Regions from separate parts of the Homo sapiens genome. Here region 2 is linked to region 1. A link is an interaction called in ENCODE POLR2A ChIA-PET data of the cell type or tissue named here. Cell type or tissue: endothelial cell of umbilical vein. All regions are shown on one strand. Each heading gives the region's core, and the rest is flanking DNA. Links, peaks and the distances in the headings are about the cores only. Region 1 overlaps TMEM120B (transmembrane protein 120B). Region 2 overlaps KDM2B (lysine demethylase 2B).

Evidence for each region. ChIA-PET counts read pairs that join two places held together with the same protein. Peaks named below come from ENCODE experiments on the same cell type or tissue, not always from the same donor. Only the 100,000 strongest peaks of a DNase experiment are listed, where the experiment ranks them.
Region 2: POLR2A ChIA-PET joins it to region 1 with 5 read pairs; 4 of 35 experiments call an interaction of 5 or more read pairs at or near these places.

Annotation. Positions count from the first base shown.
Region 1 is chr12:121,742,275-121,754,712 of GRCh38, reverse strand. TMEM120B (transmembrane protein 120B) reads right to left here. Exons shown (of 12, transcript NM_001080825.2): 2 at 10,966-11,084; 3 at 6,271-6,387; 4 at 4,274-4,333; 5 at 2,490-2,585. Among named protein-coding and RNA genes, the nearest start is that of TMEM120B, 36 kb to the right of the region's middle. In endothelial cell of umbilical vein, for the core only: no CTCF peak of the experiment used is centred there; a DNase peak (open chromatin) is centred at 5,662; H3K27ac peaks cover 1,594 bases.
Region 2 is chr12:121,507,571-121,515,570 of GRCh38, reverse strand. It overlaps KDM2B (lysine demethylase 2B), which reads left to right. Exons shown (of 23, transcript NM_032590.5): 10 at 2,169-2,295; 11 at 5,532-6,004. Among named protein-coding and RNA genes, the nearest start is that of MIR7107, 67 kb to the right of the region's middle. RefSeq lists enhancers at 1-294, 787-896, 1,207-1,276 and a silencer at 1,494-1,787. In endothelial cell of umbilical vein, for the core only: no CTCF peak of the experiment used is centred there; no DNase peak of the experiment used is centred there.

The DNA of each region.
Region 1 (12,438 bases), core at 2,428-10,427:
TGAGGTCATACTGTGTTAGGGTGGGCTCTAAATCCAGTGTCTAGTGTCCTTACACTAGGGAAGGAGGCCGTGTGGCGTGGTGACAGAGACAGAGGCGAGTGAAACACAGCTTTAAGCCAGGCAATACGGGCTTGCTGGCAATTCCCAGAAGCTGGAGAGGCGAGGAAGGGTCCTCCCTCCCCGAAGCCTGTGGAGCGGCATGGCCCTGCCACGCCCTGCTTTCAGACCGCCGGCTTCCAGAACTGTGGGAAAATGTGTCTGTCGTTTTAAGCCCCCAGTCTATGGTACTTAGTTACAGTGGCCCTAGGAGATGAACACAGAAGCAGGTAGGAGAAAAAGAGACGCCCAGGCCCTCGGGGAACCTTGGGCCTCAGGACAGCAAGGGTTTGCCTTCGGAGGGCCCTGGAGGTCCCTGTGCAAGGGACTGTGGCTGCACATTGACAACTTTTACCCTCTTTGAGGGAGGCACATGAGGAGTAGTACAGATGTGTGCAGCCTTTGCCCTCGTGGAAACAGGCCAGGCTCTGGGCAGCAGGCGAGCACGGGCCCAGGGCCTGAAAGAGCCTTTGTTTGGGCATTCAAGTGGCCAGACCAGCAGCCGGATGCCCAGCCAAGTGCCTGCCAGGCAATAAACGCTTGGCACATAGGCCAAATGCCCAAACCGTACTTGACCGCTTCCCCTGGGGACAGAGAACCCAGGGCCAGAGAAAGGAACAGCAGCCCAGGCAGGGCAGCAGCAGCCCACAGCCTCACGGCATGGCTGTGCTGCACTTGGACGGTACCAGCAGCTGGGGAGCACCCCCAGCAGCGCCTCCACGTGCCAGCCAGGGTGGAGCTTCCACACACGGTGCCAGCTCCCTGAATTGTCACAGCCCTGTGAGGCAGGGACTGCCGTCACCCTTGTTTTACAGATGGGGAGACTGAGGCTCCCAGAGGGAACCTGCCCATAGTAACAGCCAGTTGGTCTCAAAACCATTTTCTTTTCTCTTTTTCTCTTTTTTTTTTTAAATATAATTGGGATATAATTCACATACCATAAAACTTGTTCTTTTAAAGTATATAATTTAGTGATTTTTAGTATATTCAGAGTTGTACAACCATTACCTAACTCCAGAACATTCTTTTTTTTTTTGTTTGTTTTTGAGACAAGGTCTCGCTCTGTTGTCCAGGCTGGAGTGCAGTGGCACAATCTTGGCTCATTGCAACCTCTGCCTCCCAGGTTCAAGTGATTCTCCTGCCTCAACCTCTTGGGTAGCTGGGATTACAGGCACCCACCACCACGCCTGGCTAATTTTTGTATTTTCAGTAGAGACAGGGTTTGACCATGTTGCCCAGGCTGGGAGAACATTCTTATTACTCTAAAAAAAAACCTTGTACCCAGTAGCAGTCATGCCCTCCTTCCTGCCTCCCGCAGCCCCTGGCCACCACTCACCTACTCCCCGTCTCTATAGATTTGCCTGTTCTGGGCAGTTCTCAGCAATGGAATCCTACTGTGTATCTTTTTGTGACTGGTTCTTTAACTCAGCATCACATTTTCAAGGTTCATCCATGCTGCAGCCTGGCTCCGTACTGGTGACAGTACTTCATTTCTCTCTCCCTTTTGTTCAGACCAGGTCTCCCTCTGTCCCCAAGGCTAAAGTGCAGTGGTGTGATCATGGCTCACTGCAGCCTCAAACTCCTGGACTCAAACAGTCCTCCCATCTCAGCCTCCCAAAGTGCTGAGATTACAGGTGTGAGCCACTGCACCCAGCTAAATAATTTTATTTTTTATCTTTGTAGAGATGGGGGTCTTGCTGTGTTACCCAGGATAGGCTCAAACTCCTGACCTCGAGTAGTCCTCCTGCCTCCCAAAGTACTGTACTGGGATTACAGGTGTGAGCCACCACGCCCAACTTTTCATTTCTCTTCATAGCTGAATGATATGCCACTGTACAGATAGACCACAGTGAACTCCTTTTTTTTGGGGTGACAGAGCAAGACTCTGTCACCCAGGCTGGAGTGCAGCGATCTCAACTCACTGCAACCTCTGCCTCCTGGGTTCAAGCGATTCTCCTGTCTCACCCTTCCGAGTAGCTGGGACTAAAGACATACTCCACCATGCCTGGCTAATTTTTGCATTTTTAGTAGAGACAGGGTTTCACCATGTTGGCCAGGCTGGTCTTGAACTCCTGACCTCAAATGATCTGCCTGCCTCGGCCTCCCAAAGTACTGGGATTACAGGCGTGAGCCACCGCGCCAGGTAATGAACTCCTTCTTAACTAGTACAGTACAAGGCCTTTCCAGCAGCCGTTTAACAGATACTTGTTGGATGGAGGTGGGGCAGACAGGACTGGCATTTCCCATGAGAAATGGCCCCTCTCTCCCCTACACCTCATCATGCCAAACAACACAGAAGCAGGAGAGGCTCCGGGTCCCCTGGATCCCTCTCTCCCGGCCCCCACCTGACGTCTGCATGCCCAGGCCCAGGCACACACGGCCACACCCACTACCTGTAGTGAAGGACAAATCGACATGCCACGGCACCCAGGAGCAGGATGATGGTCAGGTAGAGCTTGAACTTCTCATATTCGTCCTTGTAGGCGAACCTGCCACGACAGACACGCCCAGGGGTGTGCCCCTTACCATGACTATTCCAGCACCTGGGCATGGCCCTCAGCCCCATCAGACCCTTGTCCTTCAGCCACTGCCATGGCCCATAAGGACCTTCCCATTCCACTAAAGGAAAGACCTGGCCTTGACGGGTTAGTGGTGACCAATGAGGGGAAGAGGGCCAAGTATGCAGAAGGCCCATGTCCCTGGACTCTGGTCTGGGGCTCTGGGCCCATGCTGGGGACAGGCAGGGGGCAGAGACAGGGCCTCTTCCCTCAACCAACTGCTGCTGCTGAAAGGCCAGGGTTTGCGGCTGTCTGGAAATGGGGTAGACTCAGAGTAGACTGGACTGCCCATCTCCCTATGTGTGTGATAGGGCGTGAAACAGAGCAGGGCCATTTCTTGTGCGAAATGGGAAGTCCTGTCCACCCAACATACTGACTTGGAGGAAGGGAGGGAGGGGAGGGAGGGGAGGGAGGGAAGGAAGGGAAGGAACCAAGGAACCAACCCTCTCCCAGGTGCTCTACCTACAGAGGAGGAGAGTGTCAGAAACTCCAAAAGCCAGCGCCTCACCTGTGACCAGGTTTTTATTTATGCAAAAATTCTAGCTTAGATGCAACTTCCCTGAGCTGAAGGAACAGAATGCCGGAGGCCTCTGAGCCAGGTGAAAAGCGTGAGACGGGGTGTGGGTTGGGGTGTAGGATAGGGTGTGGGGTGAGAGTGGGGTGGGATGTGAATATGGGGTGTGGGGTGGGGTGTGGGTGTGGGGTGGGGTGTGGGTGTGGGGTGTGTGGTGTGGGTGTGGGGTATGGGGTGTGGGTGTGGGGTGTGGGTATAGGTGTCGGTGTGGGGTGTGGGGTGTTGGGTATTAGGTGTGGGGTGTGAATGGGGGTGTGGGGTGTTGGGTGTGGGGTGTGAGTATAGGTGTGGGTGTGGGGTATGGGGTGTTAGGTGTGGGGTGTGGGTTTGGGGTATAGGTATGGGTGTAAGGTGTGGGGTGTGGGTTTGGGTTTGGGGTGTGGGTGTGGGGTGTAGGTGTGGGGTGTGAGTGTGGAGTGTGATATGGGTGTAGAGAGTGGGTGTCAGTTTGGGGTGTGGGTGTTGGGTGTGGGGTGTGAATATGGGGTGTGGGGTGTGGGGTGTGGGTGTGGGGTGTGTGGTGTGGGTGTGGGGTGTTAGTGTGGGGTGTGGGGTGAGGTGTGGGTGTGGGGTGTGGGGTGTGGGTGTGGGATGTGGGGTGTGGTGTGTGGTGTGGGTGTGGGGTGTGGGTATGGGGTGTGGAGTGTGGTGTGTGGTGTTGGTGTGGGGTGTTGTGTATGGGGTGTGGGGTGTAGGTGTGGCTGTAAGGTGTGGAGTGTGAGTGTGGAGTGTGGGGTGTGAGTATGGGGTGTGGGTGTAGGGTGTGGGTGGGGTGTTGGCATGGGGTGTGGGTTTTGAGTGTGTGGTGTGGGGTGTGGGTGTGGGTGTGGGTGTGGGTTCGCAGTGTGGGGTGTGGGTGTGGTGTTGGTGTTGGTGTTGGTGTGGGTGGGGTGTTGGTGTGGAGTGTGGGTGTGGGTTTGAGGTGTGGGGTGTTGGTGTGGGTGTGGATGTGGGGTGTGGGTTCTCAGTGTGGGGTTTGGGGTGTGGGTGTGGGTGTGGGGGCGGTGTGAGGTGTGGGTCTGGGTGGTGGGTGGGGGACACTTACTTGGCCTGGTTGCTGAGGAGGGTCACGTTCACATTGCCGAGGACCAGGTTCAAGTAGAGCCTGGAAGGAAACACCTGTGAGGGGCATGATCCTTAGCAGGTGGGTGCGAATCAACAACATTCAAACTCAACACACTTAATGAGCACATCCCAAGCACTGATGTTAGAAGATAGGGGGCCTAAGCTCAGCGGGCAAATGGGCCCCCACATCGAGTGAGAATGACAACTAACCAAAGGACATTAACCTGTGACAGGACAGTGTGAGGAGTCGATTTCTCCTCCATGCTACCCTAGAGACCGTATTTCTAAGCCTGCCTTGCAGCCAGATGTGAGCAGGTGACTAAGCATAGCCAATGAGGTGGAGGCAAAGGTACAACCTCTAGGTCAATTTTTAAAGAATTTTCTTTATTTTTCATTATTATTATTATTATCATTGTTATTATTTTTAGAGACAGGGTCTCACTCTGTTGCCCAGGCTAGAGTGCAATGGTATGATCATAGCTCACTGCAGTGTTTTTTGTTTTTTTTTTTTTTTGAGACAGAGTCTCGGTCTGTCACCCAGACTGGACTGCAGTGGCACGATCAGGACTCGCTATAACCTCCACCTCCTGGGTTCAAGCAATTCTGCTGCCTCAGCCTCCCAAGTAGCTGGGATTACAGGCACGTGCCACCAGGCCAGCTAATTTTTGTATTTTTAGTAGGTTTAGGGGTTTCACCATGTTGGCCAGGCTGGTCTTGAACTCCTAACCTTAAGTGATCCACCTGCCTCCGTCTCCCAAAGTGCTGGGATTACAGGCATGAGCCACTGTGCCCAGCGTCACTGCAGTCTTGAACCTCTAGGCTCAAGTAGTCCTCCCACCTCAGTCGCCAAAGTAGCTGGGATTATGGGTACACACCAGCACACCAATTTTGTTAAAGTTTTGTAGAGATGTGGTCTCACAATGTTGTCCAGGCTGGTCTTGAATTCCTGGGCTCAAGTGATCCTCCCACCTCGGCCTCCCGAAGTGCTGGGATGACAGGCACAAGCCACCGCGCCCGGCCTTGAGTTGGGTTTTCTATCGTTTGCAATCCAAAGATTCCCAACTGAGGTTAAGAGGCACAGAGGCCTAGGGACAGAGGGGCAGGAAGGCAGACACGCATGACACTGTAAGAGGGTCACGAATGCTAGGCTGCTGCTCATTCTGCAGAAAATGATCATCACTTAACTCATGGGGTCTATTCGAACACAGTCAAAAAGGAGAAGCTCGGAGGAATGGGTTAAAATATAACAGGGCTAGCCAGCTCCCTCCCACCCGCTACAGGCCTGAAAGGAGCCCCTCCTCCTAATGCACGGCTCTGACTCAGCGCGAGGCTGATCCGGAAAACAGGGTCAGGGTGAACTGACTGTGCTCAGCAGCGTTAAGTCAGGTCATGATGATATGAGGCTGTAAGCAGCTCTCTCTCTCCAGAACAAGGTGGCAATGACATCACTTAAGGGAGGGAACGGGGACTTCTCTGAAGGGGGAAAATACAAAGAACGTGGGCTTTGGAGTCAGAATGTCTGCTGTTCACATCCTGGTGTGGCCAAACATTCGCTGATGTCTCTGAATCTTGTAAAAATGGGCATCTCTTGGTCTGACGCACAGATTGTTGAGGATAAACCAGGTGACATCACAGGAGGTCCCGGCACAGCTCTGAGCGTGCAGGAGGCACGCAATGCATGTTTGTTCTCCTGGGAGAGGACAGTTTCCCTCTTAACCCCAGGTGTCAGCAGGCATGCAGTGAGTGCTGGTTCCTTGCAACGGACCTCCCAGGAATGCTGCTGTCACACGGTGTGGCTAAGGTCCCCTCCTGGGCTCATGGAGGAATGTGTAAGGAAGGCTCCTTATCTCTCCTGCCCTTGTTTCCCTCTTTCCCCTTCAATCTGAGCACCAGCAGGAAGGCGAGAGTTATATGGACCAGCTGTGCTAGGCCTGGGCATGGGCCTGTGCTAGGGGTGGGGAGGTTGCCAGCTCCTACCCGTTCTTCTTGGGCAGGTAGGCCTCCATGTCGAAGAAGACGTCCTGCCGCTCCTTGATGTTCGCTGCCATCTGCTGAACGAGCTCCGCCTCCTCCCGACTGGCATGGCGTTTGCACCTGCGGACAGAGATGCAGGCACAGGGGAAGGGGCGTCACTCAGAGGGAGGAGGGCTATGGACTCCCCGGGCCCCAGCCTCCCACCTTCTACCCCAGTGCCTCCTACCTTCTACCCCAGCCTCCCACCTTCTACCCCAGCCTCCCACCTTCTACCCCAGTGCCTCCCACCTTCTACCCCAGCCTCCCACCTTCTACCCCAGCCTCCCACCTTCTACCCCAGCCTCCCACCTTCTACCCCAGTGCCTCCCACCTTCTACCCCAGCCTCCCACCTTCTACCCCAGTGCCTCCCACCTTCTACCCCAGCCTCCCACCTTCTACCCCAGTGCCTCCCACCTTCTACCCCAGCCTCCCACCTTCTACCCCAGTGCCTCCCACCTTCTACCCCAGCCTCCCACCTTCTACCCCAGTGCCTCCCACCTTCTACCCCAGCCTCCCACCTTCTACCCCAGTGCCTCCCACCTTCTACCCCAGCCTCCCGCCTTCTACCCCAGCCTCCCGCCTTCTACCCCAGCCTCCCGCCTTCTACCCCAGCCTCCCGCCTTCTACCCCAGCCTCCCGCCTTCTACCCCAGCCTCCCGCCTTCTACCCCAGCCTCCCGCCTTCTACCCCAGCCTCCCGCCTTCTACCCCAGCCTCCCGCCTTCTACCCCAGCCTCCCGCCTTCTACCCCAGCCTCCCGCCTTCTACCCCAGCCTCCCGCCTTCTACCCCAGCCTCCCGCCTTCTACCCCAGCCTCCCGCCTTCTACCCCAGTGCCTCCCGCCTTCTACCCCAGCCTCCCGCCTTCTACCCCAGCCTCCCGCCTTCTACCCCAGCCTCCCGCCTTCTACCCCAGCCTCCCGCCTTCTACCCCAGCCTCCCGCCTTCTACCCCAGCCTCCCGCCTTCTACCCCAGCCTCCCGCCTTCTACCCCAGCCTCCCGCCTTCTACCCCAGCCTCCCGCCTTCTACCCCAGCCTCCCGCCTTCTACCCCAGCCTCCCGCCTTTTACCCCAGCCTCCCGCCTTCTACCCCAGTGCCTCCCGCCTTCTACCCCAGCCTCCCGCCTTCTACCCCAGCCTCCCACCTTCTACCCCAGTGCCTCTCGCAACCGCAGTTCCCCATCTCAACTCTCGGGGTTGGAGGAGTGATGCTGCCTCCCAGGTAGTCTTGTGACTTTCAGAAAGTCCTTAAACCTCTCTGCCTTATTTTCCATACCTGAAAAGCCGGGATAACCTCAAGCCTACCTCACAGACAATAGCCTGGTGAGGATTAAATGAGTAAGTACAGCATAGAGCATCTAGAATAATACTTGATAGTATGAGCTCAAGGGATAATTACTGACAATACTATTTTTCTTCTCATTTTTCTTTTCTTTTCTTTTTTTTTTTGAGACAGAGTCTTGCTCTGTCGCCCAGGCTGGAGTGCAGTGGCGCCATCTCGGCTCGCTGCAAGCTCCGCCTCCTGGGTTCACGCCATTCTCCTGCCTCAGCCTCCCAAGTAGCTGGGATTACAGGTGCCTGCCACCACGCCCAGCTAATTTTTTTTTTGTATTTTTAGAAGAGATGGGGTTTCACCATGTTAGCCAGGATGGTCTCGATCTCCTGACCTCATGATCTGCCTGCCTCGGCCTCCCAAAGTGTTGGGATTACCGGCGTGAGCCACCACGCCCGGCCTTCTTCTCATTTTTCTAAAGAAATAGCTAGCAGGCATGATGTTATAGTCCCAGCACATACGCCTATGATCCCAGCACTTTGGGAGGCCAGGGCAGGAGGATCACTTGAGGCCATGAGTTTGAGACCAGCCTGACTAACATAGCAAGACCCCGTCTCTATAAAAAATTAATTAAAGAAAACAACCAAGGCCGGGTGCAGTGGCTCAAGCCTGTAATCCCAATACGTTGGGAGGCTGAGGTGGGCCGATCACCTGAGGTTGGGAGTTCAAGACCAGCATGACCAATATGGAGAAACCCCGTCTCTACTAAAAATACAAAATTAGCTGGGCATGGTGGTGCATGCCTGTAATCCCAGCTACTCGGGAGGCTGAGGCAGGAGAATCGCTTGAACCCGGGAGGCAGAGGTTGCAGTGAGCCAAGATCGCACCATTGCACTCCAGCCTGGGCAACAAGAGCGAAACTCTGTCTCAAAAAAAAAAAAAAGTGGGGGGGCGGTTTAAGAAAACAACCAGGGGCTGGGTGTGGTGGCTCATGCCTGTAATCCCAGCACTTTGGGAAACTGAAGTGGGCAGATCACCTGAAGTCAGGAGTTCGAGACCAGCCTGGCCAAAATGGCAAAACCCTGTCTCTACTGAAAATATAAAAATCAGCTGGGTGTGGTGGCAGGCCCCTATAATCCCAGCTACTTGGGAGGCTGAGGCAGGAGAATCACTTGAACCCGGGAGGCAGAGGTTCAGTGAGCCAAGATAGCACCACTGCATTCCAGCCTGGGTGACAGAGCAAAACTCCATCTCAAAAACAACAACAACAATAACAAAAAACAACAACCAAGCATGGTGGTACATGCATGTAGTCCTAGTATTCATGAGGCTAAGGTGGGAGGATCGCTTGAGCCCAGGAGATCAAGGCTGTGGTGAGCCGTGATTGCGCCACTGCACTCCAGCCTGGGTGACAGAGCAAGACACTATCTCAAAAAAAGTAAGGCCAGGCATGGTGGCTCACACCTGTAATCTCAGCACTTTGGGAGGCCGAGGCAGGATGATCACTTAAGGTCAGGAATTTGAGACCAGCCTGGCCAACATGGTGAAACCCTGTCTCTAGTAAAAGTACAAAAATTAGCTGGGCGTGGTGGCGGGCACCTGTAATCCCAGCTACTCGGGAGGCTGAGACAGGAAGAATTGCTTGAACCCGGGAGGCAGAGGTTGCAGTGAGCCGAGATTGCACCACTGCACCCCAGCCTGGGCAACAGAGCGAGACTTCATCTCTGAATGAATGAATGAATGAATGAAAATAATTTTAAAAAATAGAAATAAAGGAATAACCTACAGATGACCAAGAGACAGACAAAAAGGCACCTGAAAGCATAAGCAGTCGACCAATCATGGTCTGTTATTCTTTGGTAACACGGAACTCTCAAAACCAGAAAACAAGTCAGCAGACACATCTCAGAATGACAGGGGTCCTTGGTCTAAGACCCTAACTCACGGGTCAACCTTCTAACCCAGCACTTCTCAACTGAGGACAGCTGGCAATGCCTGGAGAGATCTTGGTGGACACACCTGGGGCAGGAGTGCTACTGGCATCAGTGGGCAGAGGCCAGGGATGCTACTCACTATCCCACAGTGCACTGCACGGCCCCCACAAAGACCCATCAATAGTGCTGGGGTTCGCCATGTGCCCATCTGTGAAGCAATCACTGAGAATCTGAAGAAACTCTAGACTCTGAGCCCTGCCATTACCAAGATGTGTTTTTCCAAAGCCACATCTGGTGACGTGTTTGCACAGGGCCATCCACACTCTCTACCCCTTAGTTGCGGGCCTCCATTTCCAAAATGGCCAGCCACACTGAGAGCTATAATCAGGACCTTCCTCCAAAATTGTCCACAAGGAAAGAGTTGACCAGGAGTCCCAGATTCTAAAATGGAGGCCCAGCTAAGTGACCTGGGACAAGTCACTTGGAGCCTCAGTTTCCCTGCCTGACAATGGGGTCACGGCATCCACTGGGCCCCTTCACATACCAGGCAGGAGGGGACTTCCCAGACCTGGAGACCATGAGTGTCAGGAAATGAACACGATCCAGGCCTTGGGAACTGAACTAAGCTATGAGCTCAAGCACATCTCCACCAGGGATGGCAGCCTAGTGGCCACTACACCAGCAACCCCAGTGGGGAGGGCACCCCACACCCACAAAAGGACGCTGCCTGCTTACTTGTCCGGCAGGGCACCTTCCTATAACAGCACCCAACTTTCACCCGGGAAACTACTTATCTTCTTCTCCCATCACCCATGTGGCCATCCCTCCACCGCCCAGGGCCACAGACTTAGCACACGGCATGGCGCTGCCCAAGCAGCTTCTCAGTGATTGGTTCACAAATGGGCATTCAACCAATCCCAGCCAATGAGGACTGAACCCAGAATGTCGGCTGAAGTACTGGGAACGAGAAACTCTCGGCCAGGCACAGTGGCTCATGCCTGTAATCACAGCTACTCAGGAGGCTGAGGCAGGAGAATCGCTTGAACCCAGGAGACAGAGGTTGCAGTGAGCCGAAATCATGCCATGGCACTCCAGCCTGGGCAACAGAGTGAAAGACTCCATTTCAAGAAAAAAAAAAAAAAAAAAAGAGAGACACTCTCCTTCAGCCAGGGTGGCACAGCCGGCAGGAAGCAAGGCTGGAGAATATAAGCCTGGCACTGCTGGTGAAGGGGACAGTCACCCTGAGAGTGACACCAATCCAGAGGAAGGCAGAATTTAGAGGGAAAAATACATGCCCCAAAACACCCTTTGACTCCTGGATCCAGTGATGCCTGAAGCAACTCCCAGTCCTGTCTTTTTCCACTGAGATTTCCATTCTCTGCTTCAGCCTGTTTTGAGTTGGACTTCTGTCCCTCAGAACCAGGGCAGCCCCCGGGCTACAGCTGCACCTACCTCTGGAGTGTAAGCTTCAAGTCCTTGAGGTGCTTCTTCTGCTTACTGATGGAACTGCTACACAGCGTCTGCAGCGCAGCCAGCTCCTCCAGCTTCTGCTTGTAGATCCTGTGCGTCTCCTGAAGAACAGGGGACCCGGGGGAGGGTGTGTGGGAGAATATGAACAGCTCATTTTCTTTTCTTTTTTTTTTTGAGAGAGTCTCGCTCTGTCACCCAGGCTGGAGTGCAGTGGCATGATCTTGGCTCACTGCAACCTCCGCCTCCTGGGTTCAAGCGATTCTCCTGCCTCAGCCTCCCAAGTAGCTGGGACTACAGGTGCCCACAACTACGCCCAGCTAATTTTTTTTTTTTTGGTATTTTTAGTAGAGATGGGGTTTCACCATATTGGCCAGGCTGGTCTCGAACTCCTGGCCTTGTGACCTGCCCGCTTCGGCCTGCCAAAGTGCTGGGATTACAGGCGTGACTCACCACACCCAGCCAATAAATCACTCTTTATTTAGTGTTCACTTTGAGTTGAGTTTCTGATCCTGACAATGAAGAGAGTTCCTGTTAGGTCAACTAAGAAAAGCACATACCCCTTTCCTTAAAGCCACCCTCCCCACTCCAGACACAGTCACTCCAATGAATTCAATAGCTCATTCCTGAAATAACCATTCAGGGCCACAAGGCCAGGAAAAATATAAGAGACTTCGCCCCAGTGCTGGGGGAACAGAAAACAGTAACTTCTTGACTTTGCCACCATCACATACCTCCAAATAAATACCACCACAGGCAGGGAAACAACCCCTTATCTCTGGACTTCTAAGACAAACACCAACAATCTAGGGAAACCAGCATGGGAGATGAAGACCATGACATTAAAAACAATAAGCTGGCCGGACGCGCTGGCTCACGCCTGTAATCCCAGCACTTTGGGAGGCTGAGGCAGGTAGATCAGAGGTCAGGAGTTCGAGACCAGCCTGGCCAACATGGCAAAACCCCGTCTCTACTAAAAATGTAAAAATTAGCCAGGCGGGCGTCTGTAATCCCAACTACTTGGGAGACTGAGGCAGGAGAATCACTTGAACCCAGGGGGCGGAGGTTGCAGTGAACTAAGACCACGCCACTTCACTCCAGCCTGGGCGAAAGTATGAAACTCCGTCTCAAAAAATAAAAATAAAAACAAAAACAATAAGCCACTGCTCACTTTGGCAGCACATGTACCAAAATTAGAATGATACAGACAAGGTCAACATGGGTCTTGAGGAATTAAAAAACATTGAAAAACAAAGCAACGATAAGCCAACAAACATATTTAAAGTGATTTTTTTTGTTTTGTTTTGTTTTTAGCAGTTGAAGAGATGGATTTATTAGAGGGAGAGCAAAAGGGGATGGTCCAACAGTGAGCACAGAGGCTAAACTCCCCTGCCTGCCAAGCAAGGCACCTAGGTATGAAAATTAAGTCAGGCCGGGCACGGTGGCTCACGTCTGTAA
Region 2 (8,000 bases), core at 1-8,000, 240 kb after region 1:
TTGTCAGCAGAGAGCAGGGCAGTGGAGGTGGGCAAGTGTGATTCGGGGAGGGTGGGAGAGTGTGATTAGGGGGTGGCAGAGTGTGGTTGGGGGTGGCGAGTGTGATTAGAGGGGGTGGCGAGTGCGATTTGGAGGTGGGGAGTGTGATCAGGGGGGTGGGGAGTGTGATTAGGGGGATGAGGAGTGTAATTAGAGGGGGTGGGGAGTGTGATTAGGGGGATGGGGAGTGTGATCAGGGGATGGGGAGTGTGATTGGGGGATGGGGAGTATGATTGGGGGCGGGGAGTATGATTGGGGGCGGGGAGTGTGATTGGGGGATGGGGAGTGTGATTGGGGGATGGGGAGTGTGATTAGGGGATGGGGAGTGTGATTAGGGGAGTGGGGAGTGTGATTAGGGGGTGGGGAGTGTGATTAGGGGGATGGGGAGTGTGATCAGGGGATGGGGAGTGTGATTGGGGGATGGGAAGTGTGATTGGGGGACGGGGAGTGTGATTAGAGGGGGTGGGGAGTGTGATTGGGGGTGGGGAGTGTGATTAGAGGGGGTGGGGAGTGTGATTGGGGGTGGGGAGTGTGATTGGGGGTGGGGAGTGTGATTAGAGGGGGATGGGGAGTGTAATTAGAGGGGGATAGGGAGTGTGATTAGAGGGGGTGGGGAGTGTGATTAGAGGGGGATGGGGAGTGTAATTAGAGGGGGATAGGGAGTGTGATTAGGGGGTGGGGAGTGTGATTAGGGGGTGGGGGGGTGTGAATAGGAGGGTGGAGAGTGTGAATAGGAGGGTGGGGAGTGTGATGGGGGGATGGGGAGTGTGAATGGGGGGATGGGTGAGTGCGATTAGGGGAGTGAAGATATTAGGGGCAGGGGAGTGTGATTAGAAGGTGGGAGAATGTAATTGTTCACCATCCAACTCCCTGAGTTCGCATAGGATCAGGGAGGGGAGGAGGGCTTTCTCGTCCCCGCAGACACCCTCTTGGCAAGAGAGCCAGGGAGCAAGGTGTGAGTGTGGGCATGTGAGACCATCGTGTGGCCTCTGCAGGAGAGGCCCCGTGTGGGTGTCAGGGACCTCTTTCCATCCTTGTGTTGGGTCCATCAGTGGCGTTGTTTCCTTCCCATCTTTCGGTGACATCTCATCTGTACAGACCCTGAACTGCCCCCCGTGGAATCTCCCGGGGCTCAGGCCTTTTGACAGTTCTAGTACACAAAGCTGTCTCCACCTTTACTTCCTCTTCTATGATAAACAGCCAACCAGCAACATGGCAAACCCCATCTCTACAAAAAATACAAAAAAACCCAGCCAGGCGTGGTGGTGCGCGCGCCAGTAGTCCCAGCTACTCACAGGGCTGAGGCAGGAGGGTCGCTTGAGCCCAGGAGGTCGAGGCTGAGTGAGCTATGATCGTGCCACTGCACTCCAGCCTGGGTGACAGAGGTGGGACAAAAGGGATCTCCTGCTCCAGACCCGAGATGTGTCTCCCTCAGCTCAGCATCACGCTGGTCTCAGGTCATACCTGGGACCTCTGTCAGAGGGAGCCCTTGTGGCCTTGCAGGCTGGGCAGTGCCAGACGGGTGTGGGGAGGAGCAGGAGATGGACCCCTTCAAGGCCCCACCCCTGGAGGTAGGCGAGGCCACACCCCCTCACTCTTATTGGTCCGCTGGCCTGGCCTCCCTCCCAACAAACAGGAGGAGGCTCCATAACCTGTCTGCAAATAGATAAGGCTTGGAAGTTGATTTCTGGTTTTCAAGCAGGAGGGAGGAACAGCAGAATCTGTGCAGGAATTTTCAGAAACAAGGAGGAACCTATGTCTGTTGTAGCTAGAATCAGGCAGCGGCTCCCACCTGCAGGTGCCCACACTCTCTGCAGGCAGGTCAGGGGAGAATTCTGTTTTTCTGCATCTCACGGGAGCATCAAGTGGCCCCCATCCAACCTCTGGGGCGTGCAGCTCAGGGACCTTTGAGATGAGGCGCTCATGCGGGCCTCGTCCTCCGCCTCATTTGTGCATGCTGCCGGCATCTCCCTTCCAGCACCCCACCATTTCTCCCCCGACCATCCATGCTCTCGCTAAGATGATGACAGTGACCCTCACCTGCAGGGAGCCTGCCCCGCACTTCTCTCCCTCCTTCCCCCTTCGCCCTCTGGAAACTGACCTCTGCCTGCCTGCGTCTTTGCTTTCAGGTGCAGCCCAAATTCCGTTACCCCTTCTACTATGAGATGTGCTGGTATGTCCTGGAGAGATACGTGTACTGTGTGACCCAGCGCTCCCACCTCACTCAGGAATACCAGAGGGAGTCGATGCTTATTGGTGAGTGAACCGGAGGGAGCCCACGGCCTCGGCTGCACAGCTGGGGCAGAAATCATTTTCTCAGTGGGGCCTGGAGACACTCCCTGAGTTTTGGGGATTCGTTGAATCAGTGTATTGGGCAGAATCCTAGGAACCCCTCAGGGGAAGCCATTCTTGCCAGTTTCCCACCTGGAATACAGAGTCCAAGAAAATGAATTCGGATCCCCAAAAGAGTCACGTGTGTGGCCTCCAGCCCATGGCTGTGTAGATGCAGGTTGGGGCCGCCCCGGGCTTGGCTGCTAAAACGGGATCACCCCACAGAGCAGAGAATCCTCGTTCTTTTGGCTCTTCCGTGGACACCAGCTGATTTTTCCTCCTGCACTGGAGGTTGGGTTTTTATCTATGTAAGAGCAGTCCTGTGAGATGCAGCCAGTCTCTGAAAACTCAAGGCTGTCTTTGAGGCAGCAGGAGGGGTGACCAGGGCAGGTGGTGCGGGCCTGGAGGAGCAGGAGAGAGTGTTTGGAGCCGCTGCAGCGCCCAGCCCTGCTGCCAGTACTTAAAGGGACATCATCCCCCCCGAACACGGCTCTGCCCTTGAATCTTGACTCACAGACGCCCGCCCTGAAGTTGGATCTGGCTGTGACTGCAAGCCCCGACCAGCAATCTAGAGGAAGAACGTGATTCCTCTCGGCTGCGTCTGAGCTGTTGTGGTGCAGGGGTTTTCCTGGATGATGTAGAGTCTGCAGCATCTCAGACACTGCATCTTTTTTTTTTTAACCAGGGGATAGAAAGATGAGACTGGTCTGTCTCCTTGAGGGTCTGCACAATTTTTCCTGCAGCCTCTAGGATTTTTAGATTCTTTTTTTATTTCCCCTTTACAGTAAGCCTCTTCCATCCCTTCCCTTATGCCCCATCCTTAATGACGTTCAGGGTTTCCAGGCTGGGCGTATGATGGGGAACCAGTGTTTCTGCTGGGGCCTTCACTGGGAAGTCTTTGCCTGTGAGGTCTGTCGCGAGCCTCATTCCCGCCTGATGATGTGATATTCAGGGGGTTGGAAAGTCCCGAAACCCTACAACCTGCCCTTCTGGAGCTCCCAGCCTGGTAGGAGAGAAGGGAAATGATCCTGAAATAGCGTGAGAGCCGCTATGATCACAGTAACTCCACGATCCCCCGGAGACAGAGGCTGGGGAGAGTGAGAGGCTTTCTGAGTGTCTGCAGTCCCCAGGCCAGAAGGCCGAGGGTTGGTTCTTTCACTTGGACATTTAGGGCAGAAGAATAATATTCCATTCGCAGGCACAGGAGGAAATCTCGAGGTGGTGCTTGGGTAATCAGTACCCACATCTTCCTTACGTTTTCCTGCCACTGTTTTCCCTCTGGCTCTCCCAGTCCATCTGCCAATGAGAAGGGGCAACGTGAGGGAGACACCCCCTCCATCCAGAGCTGCTGTGTGCCAGTGCCTGTGCCCAGGGATACCTGTGTACTCCGCACCACGGCTTTCTGAGGGTGTTTCCTTTGCCTTATATTTTTTAAGCAGCCCTATTAGGATATAGTTCCCATATCACACAATTCACCATTTAGGGTGTAGAATCCAGTGGTTTTTAGTCTATTCACAGATACATGCAGCCACTGCTGCAGTCAATTTCACATTTTCATCACCGCAAAAAGAAACCCGGGGCCGGGCACAGTGGCTCATGCCTGTAATCCTAGCACCACCGGGCGCGATGGCTCACGCCTGTAATCCCAGCACTTTGGGAGGCTGAGGCGTGTGGATCACTTGAGGTCAGGAGTTCGAGATCAGCCTGGCCAACATGGTGACACCTCGTCTCTACTAAAAATATGAAATTAGTTCAGTGTGGTGGCACATGCCTGTAATCCCAGGTACTCGGGAGGCTGAGGCAGGAGACTCGCTTGAACCTGGGAGGCGGAGGTTGCGGTGTGCCGAGATCGCGCCATTGCACTCCAGTCTGGCCAACAAAGTGAGACTCTGTCTCAAAAAAAAAAAAAAAAAAAAAAATTCCTAGCATTTTGGGAGGCCGAGGCGGGTGGATCCCTGACGTTAGGAGTTCGAGACCAACCTGACCAACAAGGTAAAACCCTGTCTCTACTAAAAAACACAAAAATTAGCTGGGTGTGGTGGTTCACCTGTAATCTCAGCTACTCGGGAGGCTGAGGCAGGAGAATCCCTTGAACCCAGGAGATGGAGGTTGCAGTGAGCTGAGATCACTCCAATGCACTCCAGCCTGGGTGACAGAGCGAGACTCTGTCTCAAAAAAAAAAAGAGAAAAGACAAAAGAAAAGAAAGAAACTCATACCCTTCAGCTGTTGTCTCATCTCCCTACCCTGCCCTTTCCCCAGCCCTAGGCAACTACTCATCTACTTTCTGTCCCTATAGATGTCCCCTGCCTGGGACATTTCACTGAGTTGAATCATATAATAGATGCTCTCTTAGACTTATTTTTATTTTATTTTAGTATTATTATTATTATTATTATTATTATTTTTTGAGACAGGGCCTTGCTCTGTTGCCCAGGTTGGAGTGCAGTGGTGCATTCATGGCTTACTGCAGCCTCCACCTCCCAGGCTCAAGTGATCCTCCCATCTCAGCCTCCCAAGTAGCTGGGACTACAGGTGCACATCATCACACCCAGCTAATTTGTGTATTTTTTGTAGAGATGGGGTTTCACTGTGTTTCTCAGTCTGGTCTCAAACTCCTGGGCTCAAGCAATCCACTCGCCTAGGCCCCTCAAAGTGTAGGGATTATAGGCGTGAGCCACTGCACCCAGCCTCGACTTATTTTTAGACATTAAAAAGTAAAGTGCCAGATACCAGCCTGGGCAATATAACGAGACCTCATCTCTACAAAAAAAGCTTAAAAAAAAAACTAGCTGAGTGTGGTGGGCGCACCAGCAGGAGGATCACTTGAACCCGGGAGGCGGAGGTTGCAGCGAGCTGAGATTGTGCCACTACAGTCCAGCCTCGGCAACTGAGCAAGACTGTCTTTATATAAATAAATAAAGTGCCAGTGTTCAGAGAGGCGGGGCAACCCATGTGGGTGCACACAGCCGGGAAGCAGCAGGGTGGGGATCTGAACCTGCGTCCCCCACGGCCTTTCCAGAGGCTGGAGGCACTGACCATTAGGATTGTTAGAGAAGCTGGATCTCTGGAGTAAAGGGGACTTTTGGTGAGTGGAGGTTCCAAAGACCTTGGCAGGGAGTTAGGTGTCATCTCGGTCTTTCTTGTGACCCTGCCCCCACAGATGCCCCGAGGAAGCCCAGCATAGACGGCTTCTCTTCGGATTCCTGGCTGGAGATGGAGGAGGAGGCCTGTGATCAGCAGCCTCAGGAGGAGGAGGAGAAGGACGAGGAGGGCGAGGGCAGGGACAGGGCACCCAAACCGCCCACCGATGGCTCCACTTCACCCACCAGCACGCCCTCTGAGGACCAGGAGGCCCTCGGGAAGAAGCCCAAAGCACCTGCCCTGCGATTCCTCAAAAGGACTTTGTCTAATGAGTCGGAGGAAAGTGTGAAGTCCACCACATTGGCCGTAGACTACCCCAAGACCCCCACCGGCTCTCCCGCCACGGAGGTCTCTGCCAAATGGACCCATCTCACTGAGTTTGAACTGAAGGGCCTGAAAGCTCTGGTGGAGAAACTGGAATCCCTCCCGGAGAACAAGAAGTGTGTCCCCGAGGGCATCGAGGACCCCCAGGCACTCCTGGAGGGTGTGAAGGTGGGCAGGAGTGGCGTCTGGGGCTGGGCGGCCGAGGAGGGCCGGGCAGGTCCCGTTCAGTGTGACACGTGCAGCTCAGCTCACGATGGCTCTGTGCAGATTGCTCTGAGCATTCGGGTGGGCGCTGCGAGGGGGCTTCTGGGGTCTCAGTCCACAAAAGCCTATGTAGGGTGTCCAAGCAGAGGCCATCATTAAGAGCTGCAGAGGGTGGGTGGGGTGGCTCACACCTGTAATCCTAACACTGGGAGGCTGAGGTGGGCAGATCACTTGAAGTCATGAGTTCAAGACCAGCCTGGCTAACATGGTGAAACCCCGTCTCTACTAAAAAAAAAAAAGGAAAATTAGCCATGCCTGGTGGCGTATGCCTGTAGTCCCAGCTACTTGGGAGGCTGAGGCAGAAGAATTGCTCGAACCTGGGAGGTGGAGGTTGCAGTGAGCTGAGATCGCACCACTGCACTCCAGCCTGGGCAACAGAGCAAGACTCTGTCTCAAAAAAACAAAAGAGCTGTAGAGGACCCCCTTTTGGAACCTCACTCTGTGGCTGACGAGTTTTCTTCTCAGCACTTATTGGAAACCTGAGTCCCCACCAGCAGGTGTGACATGTGCAGCAGTTGCTGTCACTGGCCTCGAGAGACGAACCCCTCCAGCCTTGTCAGGAAGCCTCGCTGTCCTGGGCCAGCATGTTGGAGCACGAATCAGTTTCACATGAGCAGGTTGTACATCCCCACAGTCCTTGACACGGCCAGCTGATGCGGGCACTATGTAGCTGCGTGCAGTTTGGAAGTCTTCATTATGACCTGCATTTAATGGATGAGGAAGTAGGCTCAGAGAGGGTACGGGGCATGCCTGAGGTCACACAGTAAGTGGATGGTGGAGCTGGGATGAGGACCCGGGGGTGACTGCAGAGCTTCTGTGTGTCTACCGCTGTGTGGAACTGCCTCTTGTCTCAGCATTAGTAAGGCTTTTTGGTTGAGGCCTCCGAGGCGTCTGGGTGTCCTTCTCCAATGTCTGATGCCCAAGGGAAGCCAGCTAGCTGCCTCCTGGGGTTGGAAACTGAATTTAAGTTTCTTCTTCGGTGGCTGTAAAGTACTCAGGATTGGTAGTTCATTTGTTCATTGTATTTACTTAGGAAACCTTGTGTTGGGCCTGGGATAAAGATATATTAAGATTCACTGGGTGCGGGCCAGGCACGGTGGCTCAGGCCTTAATCCCAGCACTTTGGGAAGCTGAGGCAGATGGATCATTTGAGGCCAGGAGTTTGAGCCCAGCCTGGCCAACATAGGGAGACCCCATCTCTACAAAAAATAAAAAATTTAGCCAGGCATAGTGGCCTGTGCCTGTAGTCCCAGCTACTCTGGAGGCTGAGGAGAGAGGATTGCTTGACCCCAGAAGGTCACTGCTATAGGGAGCCATGGTCTCGCCACTGCACTCTAGCCTGGGCAACAGAGCAAGACCCTGCCTGAAAAAAAACCCAAAACAACCATACTAATCTGAAGAAGAAATGTCTTTCCATGCTTTTGGAAAGTCTTTTTTACTTTATTTTTTTACCGTTGAGACAGACAGGGTGTTACTCTGTTGCACAGGCTGGAATGCAGTGGTGCGAGCTTGGCTCCCTGCAGCCTCGACCTCCCAGGCTCAAGTGATCCTTCTGCCTCAGCCTCCCAAGTAGCTGGGACTACAGGTGCATGCCACCATGCTCGGCTAATTTTTAATTTTTTTGTAGAGATGGGGTCTCACCACATTGCCCAGGCTGGTCTCAAACTACTGAGCTCAAGCGATCCTCCCACCTCAGCTTCCCAAGGTGCTGGGATTACAGGCATGAGCCACTGTGCCTGGCCTAGCCTATTTTTGCCTTTAAAAGCATCTTTGTGTCTGTGATCTATTTCTGTGTGGTGTCGCTGGTTCTGGGAACAGATGTCCTCCTAGGGATGAAACTTGGCTCCTCCTATCCCTCGCCTCTACCTACCTGATTGGCCTGAGGCTGGACTTACCTTAG